Linked DNA regions of Mus musculus: region 1 is linked to region 2. The links are chromatin contacts, found by POLR2A ChIA-PET in ENCODE. All regions are on one chromosome and are shown on one strand. Each heading gives the region's core, a stretch centred on a gene start or an enhancer-like site at or near the end of the contact. The rest is flanking DNA. Distances are from core to core; before and after follow the strand shown.

Region 1 (4,984 bases), core at 1,910-4,409, 110 kb after region 2:
TTTCTTTTACTGTGTGTGTGTGTGTGTGTGTGTGTGTGTGTGTGTGTGTGTGAGTGGCATATATATGAATGTGCACTGGTGTGTGCAGGAACCCAGAGAGGTCATCAGAAGATGCTGGACTCCCTGGAACTAGAGTTACTACTGTGAGCTGCCATGTGGGTGCTAGGAATTGAACCCTGGTCCTCTATAAGTGCAATCAATACTTTTAACTGCTAAGCCATATCTCCAGCCTCACTCAGGTCTTTTAAATTTTTATTACATTTATTTAGTGTGTTTGTGTGTAGTGTATATGTGTATAGTGTGTATGTGTGTGTCTGTCTATGTGTGTGTCTGTGTCTGTGTGTGCCAGGTATAACTTGCAAGAAACGATTCTTTCTTTCTACCATAGGGCCCCAGAGATTGAACTCATGTTGTCAGCTTGTTGGCAAGGGCCTTTACCCACTGAGCCATCCCACCCACCCTGACAAATGCTTGTCAAGGATTCATGCTTAGCAGGAGCTTGAGCCAGGATTCACCTGGTGCTGTGAATTTTACCTTGGCTTTTACTAGGGCAGCCCTGAGGTTTCAAGCCAGGGCCTGGGTCCTCTAGGAGCCCTGGGAATGATAGGGAGTGCTGGGTCCACCTTGGACTAGGACAGCCAGGGACCCAACTGGCCCAGGAGTCTTCATAGCGTTCCAGCGTGGGCCTAGAGACAGCTCCCTCATGCACTAGGGAGAGGGGGGGCATCTTCCCCCACAGTGATATGCTCACTCATGTTTCATAGTGTTCTCCACTGCAGCCAGCACCCCACCTCTCAGCTTCCAATCACAGGGCCCTTACCACCCTGCTATCTTTACAGAGCTTGACTCGGCCCTCACTGTCATTATTTCCTGTGACCTTCCTGTGAGCTGGAGGTCAGGTGACTCGATGTGGCCACTCAGCTAGAAATACCCATAGGTACCCCCAGAGCAGCTGCAGCTGGTCCTTGGCCTGGAAGCATCTGTTTGAGGGAGGGGCGGGAGCACAGTAGGCTCCTCTGATGGTCACTCACGTGTGCCCTTTTTCCTGATGAGCAGACGTGACGTGTGCTCTGTGAATTCACTGTGTTAAAGAACAGGCAGTTGTCCAGTTAGCATCCCGGTCAGCCTCCCTGGACCCTTACCCCTGCTTCATGGGTGCACATGGTCCTGTATCCACCTCTGCTGTGCTTTCTGCTGCCACCTGCTCCCCCACCTGCTCCCCAGCCCTGCTCAGGCGTCTCTGCTGGATTGGAGATGACCCAGGGTTGGGTTGGAAAGGCCTCCTCACGGCAGGGAGTAGGAGAGGTCTTTGTGTGACTCACCTTGCAGCCCTGAGGTTGGATGGCCTGGTTTCAGCAGCATAGGAGCAAAGTCACGCACAGCTGAGTGTCCCTTACCACAGGTTCCTGGGGTGTAAGCTTTGCAGATTTCCTACGTCTTGGCCCTTGAAATGTTTTGCATAGATTTACTAGTTAGATATCCACAATATAAAAAAACCCACAAATTCCAAGACATTCTGAAATCCAGAATTCCCTGAGTGTCACGTAGGCTTTTTGAAATCTAGAACAAGAGTGTCACTGATAGCTGTCTCTGCATCTTAGATTTTGTGTTGCTGGATGTTTGCCATTGAACTCCAAGGGTCTCCTCTTTTTATTGTGTCCTATCTCTGTGCACACACATATCTGTGCATGAATGCCACATCACAAGTGTGGAGGTCAAAGGACAGCTTTCAGGAGTTGGTTCTCTCCTACCATTTGGAGCCAAGGGTTCAAACTCAGGTCAGTCAGGCTTAGCAGCAAGCATCTTTGCTTACTGAGCCATCTTTTTAGCCCTAAGTATTTCTTCAGCCAACAGTGAGCAACAGGATGGTAAGGGGTTCCTAGTCTTGTCCCTGAAGGGAGTGGAGCTCAGCAAAAGCAAGCCCAGCTCTTGGGAGTTCATTGCTTCCAAGCTGAGCAAGCCTTCAGCCCTATGGAAAAGCACAACCTCCCGGAGATGTAAGGGATGCAGCTTCCTGGCCAAGGGCAGATTGAACCTTCTCTGTAGCCATGTTTGAGCAAATGAGTTGAATTCTCTGAGGGGAAAAAATACTCACTGTGGGACAGACAGAAACAAAGTAAGGCAAGCTACTTACTCTCTCAGAAAGCCTTTAGCTGTCTGTCTGTCTATCTGTCTGTCTGTCATAGCTGTAAGGCAGTAATTGTGTCATGTGGGGCTGGCAGAAGAGAAAGGTGGTGGGAGTGTTCATCTCTGTAGAGAGGGAGCTGTGCAGCTCTCCTGGCCTCATAGGGTGTTAGTAAGAGATGGGCTCCAGGGTAGGGAGAGGGTGGCACAGCACAGATGTAGTGCTTCAGACCCAGGGAAAAGCCGTGGACAGGTAAGGATGCCAAGGGTGTGGCCAGGAAGGGCAGGCCCTACACTCAGAGGTGGCCACACAAGTGTCCCTGGCGTTTTCTTTCCTTTTCTTTTTTAACACTGTATTTTTTGTTATATGTATAGGCATGTCTGGTGTGGGTTTGTGCATGTTTGGTGCAGTGCCTTTGGAGGCCAGAGAGTCTGTTAGATCCCCTGGAGCTGAAGTGGCAGATGGTGTGAGCCACTTGACGTGGGTCCTGGGAACTGAACTCGGATTCTTTAGATGAGCAGTATGCGTTCTTAATTGTTGAGCCGTCCTCCAGCCACCTTGGCTAACAGTCACACATAGCAGTTTCTCTGCTCCTGTGCCAGTGAGCTTGTCCAGGGGCTCAATGGCGTTTCTGGCTGGACAGCAGGCAGTCCAGGTAAAGGGGTTCTAACCCTGAGCCCGGACTCCCTTGTCTGTGCAGGAGGTAACTGGCAGCACTCCTCTTTCCAATAGGCTGCAGCCTGCTGTAACTACAGGGCTCGAGGCCCTGAGCAGGGGTCAGAGCAGGGTGGCTCTTCTGGAAACCCCTTGTCCAGGATGCCCCCTGGCTTCCTGGGGCTGTTCTAGTGGGAGCCCATCTGGCCTGGTGTGCCACATGCTGGCCAAGGTGGAAGGAGAAGCTCTGTGTTGTTGATCCCTTCGGTCCCCGTGGAAGCTGGCCCTGACCTGTTCCCTAACTTCTGTGGCCAGTGCTGAGCCCCCTCTGCTGGTGCCATGTGGTACTGCGATGCGATGGTGGCCCTGTCTCCAGCTCTCCTTTCGGTGAAGCAGATGGTAGCCCGCTGGGCAAGGTTCCAAGGCTGCTTCTGCCTGACTGGCAGTTAACAAGGGGCCTGCATGAGGGCTCCATTTTGCTGGCTAGGGAAGCATTTTCAGCAGGCAGCATTGAGGGACTATCTATAGCTCTGTGGGCTGTTTGACCTGGGAGGCGGGGATATCTGTCCTGCTCAGTGGCTTGGGCTACAGGGCCTCCCTCCCTAATACCTTTGGGACCTCAGATATTTCTAGCTTCTGGTCTGGCCTGGGTCACCTTCATTCTCCCTAGCAGCCTCTCATGTGTATGCATGCATGGTGTGTGTGTCCATGTGTCTTTTTCACTTGGGGCTAATGGTGGGGACTCTGGGTTTCATCCCTCCCACTGGAGTGGTCTCCTTCAGCTGTGGCCTGCACAGCACAGAACCACTTGCAGGTACTTGTCTATTGGGAAGCCGTGGTTAGGTGGTTAGCCTTGCTGCCTGTTTCCCATGTGTCATTCTCACAGGCTCTCCGGATCAGGATGTGGTGAGGTACCTGGGTCACAATGCCTGCATAGCCTTTAAACCCAGGCTTCTGTGACTGGTTGAGGGCTGAGCGCCAAGCTGAGCAGTGAGTCCAGGAGCACCCCCTGCTGGAGGCTGACCAGTTACAGTTAAGCTCATTGTCAGTTGTCCTGCTTTCCTTAGGTTCAGGACCTGCAGTTAGAACGAGAGATGGCACTGGCCACGAACCGGAGCCTGGCAGAGCAGAACCTGGAGTTCCAAGGTCCCCTGGAAATCAGCCGCTCTAACCTCTCAGACAAATACCAGGAGCTGCGGAAGCTTGTGGAGCGGTGCCAGGAGCAGAAAGCCAAGCTGGGTAGGGACAGCCGACCACAGACAAGCACTCTGGCCATCTCCCCTGCTGATTGATACTTCTGTTCAAAGGAGGACGAGGGAGGCAGCTGGAATACTAAGGATGCTTAGATACCCAGAATCGGAGAGGGCCAGCAGCCATTGTAGCCACTGTGCTTTGCATGTTTTTACATGATAATAAGCAAATAAGCAAAAGTGTAGGTACTGTAGTTAGTCTAAATGTTTGAGTATTTATATTTATTGTATACCCTGGTGATAATTTTCATAGTATTAAAAATGTCCTGAACTTACTATTTTTATAGATGAGGAAAACAAGGCTGGAGCCGGCCGAGGGCTTGCCTGAGGTCATCCCACCAGAGTGAGATGGAGTTGGGATTTGCAAGCATAGCCTTTAAGAGCTGAGCATCTCTCTAGCCCTGGAATGGGATTTGAATCTAGGCAGTCAGTATGTTTCACTGCCTCTGCCAACTTAGCCCCGAGCCTTGCAGAGCTGACCTAGGCCCTGTGAGGTAGGAAGGCTTCCTGGATGGCTGTGCCCTTGGCAGCTGCTTGGCCAAGACCTGAGCTTGTCCCTCAGCTCCTCTTCACCAAGATGGTGAACGCCTACATGAACCAAAAGGACCCCACAGAACCAGCTGCAGGGACTCTCTCTCCACTGGGGCCTGTTGTGGCTGAGTCCTGAGTGCTCACAGAACCAGCAGCAGGGACTCTATCTATAGTGGCTAGGCCCAAGCACACAAAGGGCATGTCACATGTCTTCCCTGAAATCAGGGTCCTCAGCTTTAATTAAAGCAGTGCTTTTGAAATGTCGACCTCTCTGCCCTTCCTTCCAGAGAAATTTTCCTCGGCACTGCAGCCTGGGACCTTGTTGGACCTTCTGCAGATCGAAGGCATGAAGATCGAGGAGGAGTCTGAGGTGAGGTGGGGAGTGGCATCCTAATCCCTTGAACGGTGGTGGGCCTCGGAGTCA
Region 2 (4,812 bases), core at 1,180-3,679:
ATCTTCAGGGCACGGATACGAGGTTTAGGTTTAAACAGAGAGGTATGTATAACCTAGTAGTTCTAGCTGGGTGTGGTAGCACAGGCCTTAGGAGATGGAGGCTTGGGGGGCGGGGGTGGGGGAGGACTCCGGAGTTCAAGGTTAGCATCAGCTACACAGAAAGTTGGAGGCCAACCTGAGCTACAGGAGACCCATGTGTCTCAAACTGAACATAAAAACTGAAACAAGCCAGGCGTGGTGGCGCACACCTTTAATCCCAGCACTCGGGAGGCAGAGGCAGGTGGATTTCTGAGTTCGAGGCCAGCCTTGTCTACAAAGTGAGTTCTAAGACAGCCAGGGCTATACAGAGAAACACTGTCTTGAAAAAAACAAAAAAACAAACAAGCAAAAAAAAAAACAAAACAAAAAAAACCCTGAAACAAGCCAGGTTGTGGTGGTGTGTGCTTTTAATTCCAGAACTCAGGAGGCAGAAACAAAACAAAACAAACAAACAAATATAAAAAATAAAACACTGAAAAAAAAAAAAGCCTAGTCAGTTAGGGCCAAGGTGTGGTTGACTGACTCATCCCCTTCTTGCAGGCAGCTGAAACACTGTCAGAAACATGTGAAATCTCTTCCTGGCTGCTTCTCCTCGTGAGTGTCAGGGCCTCTGTCTCTCTGTCTTTACCTCCCCCAGCTTGAGATTCTTGGGAAAATTCCACTTTGTTGCAGGCATTATTTCAGCAGTCTGATAGCTAATGGGAAGGGGTGAAATGTCTCTTTAGAATGTCTGCATTCTGCCAGGGCAGTTACACGGTGAGCTATGGGCCTCCTTAGGAGAGAGGGCGTGCAAAGGCTGACCTAAACCCTGGAGAATACCTCTGGGTCCAGCTGAGTCTGTACAGCGTGTGCAGTAAGAGAGACCAGAGTCGCCGTGTGCCCAGGCTCTAGTGTCAGCAGGACACCACGCCTGAACTCAGGGAGCAAACCTCTGTTCTGGGCTCAGTTCTTCCTCTGGGAACAGTGATTTACAGAGCTTATACCAGTGTTACGGGAAAAGCTCGCTAAAAAGGTGCCATAGCCCCTTTTGTGAACAGGCTTTGAAAAGCTGGAGCTAGCTAAATAACTGTTCCGGGATGGGATGTAGCCAGCAGCCTTTGTCCTCAGGAGGCAGGAAGAGCGAGCCTCAAAGTGGATCCAGAAGAGACTGCTGGCGCCACCTAGTGATCGCAGCCTGACCCAGGTCTCCGCAAAACACACTTCCTGCCTCTTTTTTCTGAGCCTTTATGCAAAATGAAGCGCTGATGTCTTCCTGCCAGGCTTTCCTTCATTTAACAAGGGCCAAGGCCATAACACCTACTTAAGGATGACGAGAGTGGCCTAGGTCAACAGACAACAAGCAGAATAAAATGAGCTCCATTTCTTACGCACTAAGAGCCAGACCCATTTCTAAGTATGAATATGTCTAATTTAATTTCCCCAATAACCCTTTGGAGGTAAGATTAGTACAAACAGCAGAAAACTGAAGCACAACAAATGACTGTGCACAAAGTCACACAGCCAGCCAGTGCCTAGACCCTCCAGGTTCATCCCAGCCACATGCTGTTTTCCCAAGTGGCTGAAGTCACAGGCACAGGGTGGGGAAAGAGGGATCACTGAGTCTCCCTCCAAGAGATTCCCAATCATTCCTGCACCAGAGCCATGCCTGTTTCCCAGTAACACAAGGGAAAGGAAAGGCAAGAAAGGGGAGGTACAGACTAGGCCACTAGGATTCTAGTCTGATCAACACTGTGCGGCCAGGCCATGTGCTAGCAGGTCTTAGTCTGCCATACTGCAGATGAGGTTGGCGAGAGGAGAGACCCGGAGAAGTGAAGCCTTTGGCATAGTAGTAACACAGTGATGGGCACGAGGCTGAAATCGAGCCCAGATCTGTTCAAGATCAGTTTTAAAGCAAACCCCGGGGACACTGAGAGCCTCCCACATTGCAGTTCCCTGCTCTGGGAGCAGCCCACACATGCCCAGGCTGAGGAACAAGGGCCCGATCATTCCTCCAGGTTCCCTCCTTGACTAGCAAAGTGACTTATCACACAGCAAGTAACTTGTTGTTCTGATCTAAATGCGTGCCTGAGATCCTAGCCATAGGGGTTTCAGGGTGCCTCAGGTTAACCTCAGACCTGGCTTGGCCCAGTGCCCCGCCCACAGGAAAGGGAACGGGGATTAAGCTGGAGATACAAAATGAAATTCTTGTCTTCTGAACCCCAAGAGGCAGCATCGTCTCAGATGGGGACTAGAGAGAGTCCGGGTGTCCAGAGTGGGGTTCCCCATGGTCGTCCCTCTATTGTGGCTCCCACAGGACTCACCATGGTGGGAAAGTTCTGAAACAAGCTGAGCTCACACTTCTGCTCTGAGATGCCGCCGGGTGGACGGTCCTGACTGCTACCAGGTCTGAAGTAGAGACAGCAGCACCTGCAGGAGTGGAAAGGACTTGAGTTGCTGAAGGTATGGGCAGCCGATTGGCAATGTCATGCCTCCCGTGCCTGTGCCTTAAGAATTAGGGAGCTGCCTCAGACTTTGATCCAAGTCCAAACTCTAGTTCGTGGGCTAGGAATGGAGAGGAGCGTGGGGACTGACCAAAGTTCACACCCCCACTTAGCCAGAAGGCAGTGTTTGGAATCATGTCCAGCTTAAAGCTGGGAAGGAGAAAATGTACAAAGACCTTTACCTTTCTGGCTGGCCACACTAGTAGTGAGTCAGCTCTGTGATCCTATTTTACTTCTGGAACACAGACTGAAAGCTCTAGTGAGTTGTCTAAGATTGTGTTGCTGAGAGTTAGGACTTGAGCCCATGTCTAGTCTTGCTACAAAGCCTAATGTTTCCCCTTAGTCAACCAGTTTCCCAGAGTCAAGTCGAGTGCCAGCTGGGGAGGTACAAATCATCTTCAGTTCCACCTGGTTCAAACCTAGCTACACTGATCTCTGCCTCATTTGTAAAATAGGGAGTTAGCTCTCCTCCTCCGGCATTCTGGAGATGCTTCAGGACTAGGCTTCTGCTGCTCCTCCTTTGGGGTTGGGGACATGGAGGCTGTCTGATGAAGCCTGGGACCTGCATCTGCGGGGCTGATTGCACTAGTCACCTGGGTGTTTAGGCTCTTCCTGTGAAATTCCTGCGTTGTATTTGAGCTTAGAATTTGTATCGCAGTAGAGGCACTAATAGTGCTATCAAGTAATTTAGTGGAGAGTCCTTTCGTTTCTGGAGAAATTAAAAGAGGTGAGCAAACACACCCCCAGGTGATGTGTGAGGCTGGGATGATTGTTCTAAAGTCAGTTGAGGGCATTCGAGGGATCAGGAGGAGCTCGAAGAATTAAGCAAAGGAAAGCACGATTCTACTCTGGGATGTGCACAGATGGTCACCTCTTATCCCCAGTCTAGTCCTCCGCAGCCCTTCCTGTTTTAAAAGAGGGAAAACCCCGAGGACGCCTGGAGCTATGGAGGAAGGAAGGAGGCAGAATCTGAGGAAGGGGCGCGGATCTGGGCTGGGAAGCCAGCAGGCGGCCACTTAGGGCGTAGCAGACCAAAGAGGAGGCCAGTTCTGCCTGCGTACCGGTACTCTCGCTCTCATCCGGGTACTGCGACCTCTGGCGGTTAGGAGAAGGCGGGACCTCAGGGGGCGGGGCCTCGCTTGGTTGGCCGCCTCGGGCTCCGTAAGTCCTCCAAGAGGCCAGGTGAGGCCGTCCCGTGATCCTCTGCGCCTGGCCTCTCTGGCCTGCAACGTGTCTCAGGGGCGGAGGCAGCAGCCACGGAGTTGGCTGCGTGAGGGTGGGGGTTCTCAGTCTCTTCGCTCGCGCCCGTCTCTCTATCGTCGCTCTAGGCGCCCCACGGGCCAACCCAAGGCCTCAATATGTCGTACAACTACGTCGTAACGGCGCAGAAGCCTACTGCAGTGAACGGCTGTGTGACCGGTGAGATTGCCCCGGCCGGAGACCCGGGCAAGGGAGGGATCCCAGGCCTAGGGAGGCCAGCGGCCCCAGGGGCGGCGGGAGCAAAAACTTGGGCTCCGGGAATGGAAGGCGCTGGCAGTCGCGGAACGTCCCCCTTAGCTCGCGATCTCAAAGGAGCTGTTCCCACCACGCGCCTTTTGGGCAGCGGAAGCAGCTATTCTGGGTCCTTTTTTGCTCATAGGAGGTCACTTGTTATTGAGGATTGGTCCAGGCCTGATGGGACGGAGAGCGAAGTGTGAGTTGTGTGCGTGGTTGATTGAGTCTTCAAACTTGCCCCATGTGGTCAGGGGAAAGGGGAGATGATAATGGGGCAAGTTTTGAGTTCATAATTTTCCGGTGGATGTCCAGGAGGTTGAGGAATTTGAGCAATGTCTGCACCCCCCCCCCCCCGGCCCTCTCCAGACCCACCCTTTTGCCTGGGGCTGTTGTTTACTCCAGGGCGCTGCTGGAGAACAAGGTTTGGTTGGCCCGTCAGTGTGCGAGCTTTGCCTTGTTTGTGTGCGTGGCTCTTTATCGGCAGTTACATCCCAAACCAAAGAACATTCATCTTGAACTCATATTTTCAGCTACTTAAATTCGTGTATTTACGTAAATGCTAATCATTTCAGAACAAAAGTTTCTTGTTCAGAGAGAGCTACAGAGGGCTGGGTGGTGTTGGTAGATTGCTTGGGAGATAAAAGGACAACACTGAAGGCTCTGGGAAATTTTCTTCGCTTTATCTTTCTGGATGGGAACTCAAGGAAACACAGGCTTTCTCCATTAGCGTCAATTACAGTCTGCTGTTGTAATTTAGAAAGGAAAACCCAACAACCATCCGAAGAATTTTCGTGGTCAT

The links. ChIA-PET counts read pairs that join two places held with the same protein, here RNA polymerase II (POLR2A).
Region 1: POLR2A ChIA-PET joins it to region 2 with 20 read pairs in Patski. The contact joins the enhancer-like site here to the promoter of Tkfc in region 2. POLR2A ChIA-PET finds 5 or more read pairs at or near these places in 2 of 5 experiments (Patski and embryonic stem cell).

Annotation. Positions count from the first base shown.
Region 1 is chr19:10,706,424-10,711,407 of GRCm38, forward strand. Vps37c (vacuolar protein sorting 37C) reads left to right here. Exons shown (of 5, transcript NM_181403.3): 3 at 3,847-4,018; 4 at 4,848-4,930. Among named protein-coding and RNA genes, the nearest start is that of Vps37c, 20 kb to the left of the region's middle. Within about 2 kb of position 3,160, at least 2 of the 3 ENCODE cell types and tissues checked have a DNase peak (open chromatin) inside an H3K27ac peak, as active enhancers do.
Region 2 is chr19:10,601,829-10,606,640 of GRCm38, forward strand. Tkfc (triokinase, FMN cyclase) reads right to left here and starts at 2,430. Exons shown (of 17, transcript NM_145496.1): 1 at 2,340-2,430. The coding sequence starts at 2,342. It overlaps Ddb1 (damage specific DNA binding protein 1), which reads left to right and starts at 3,769. Exons shown (of 27, transcript NM_015735.2): 1 at 3,769-3,938. The coding sequence starts at 3,878.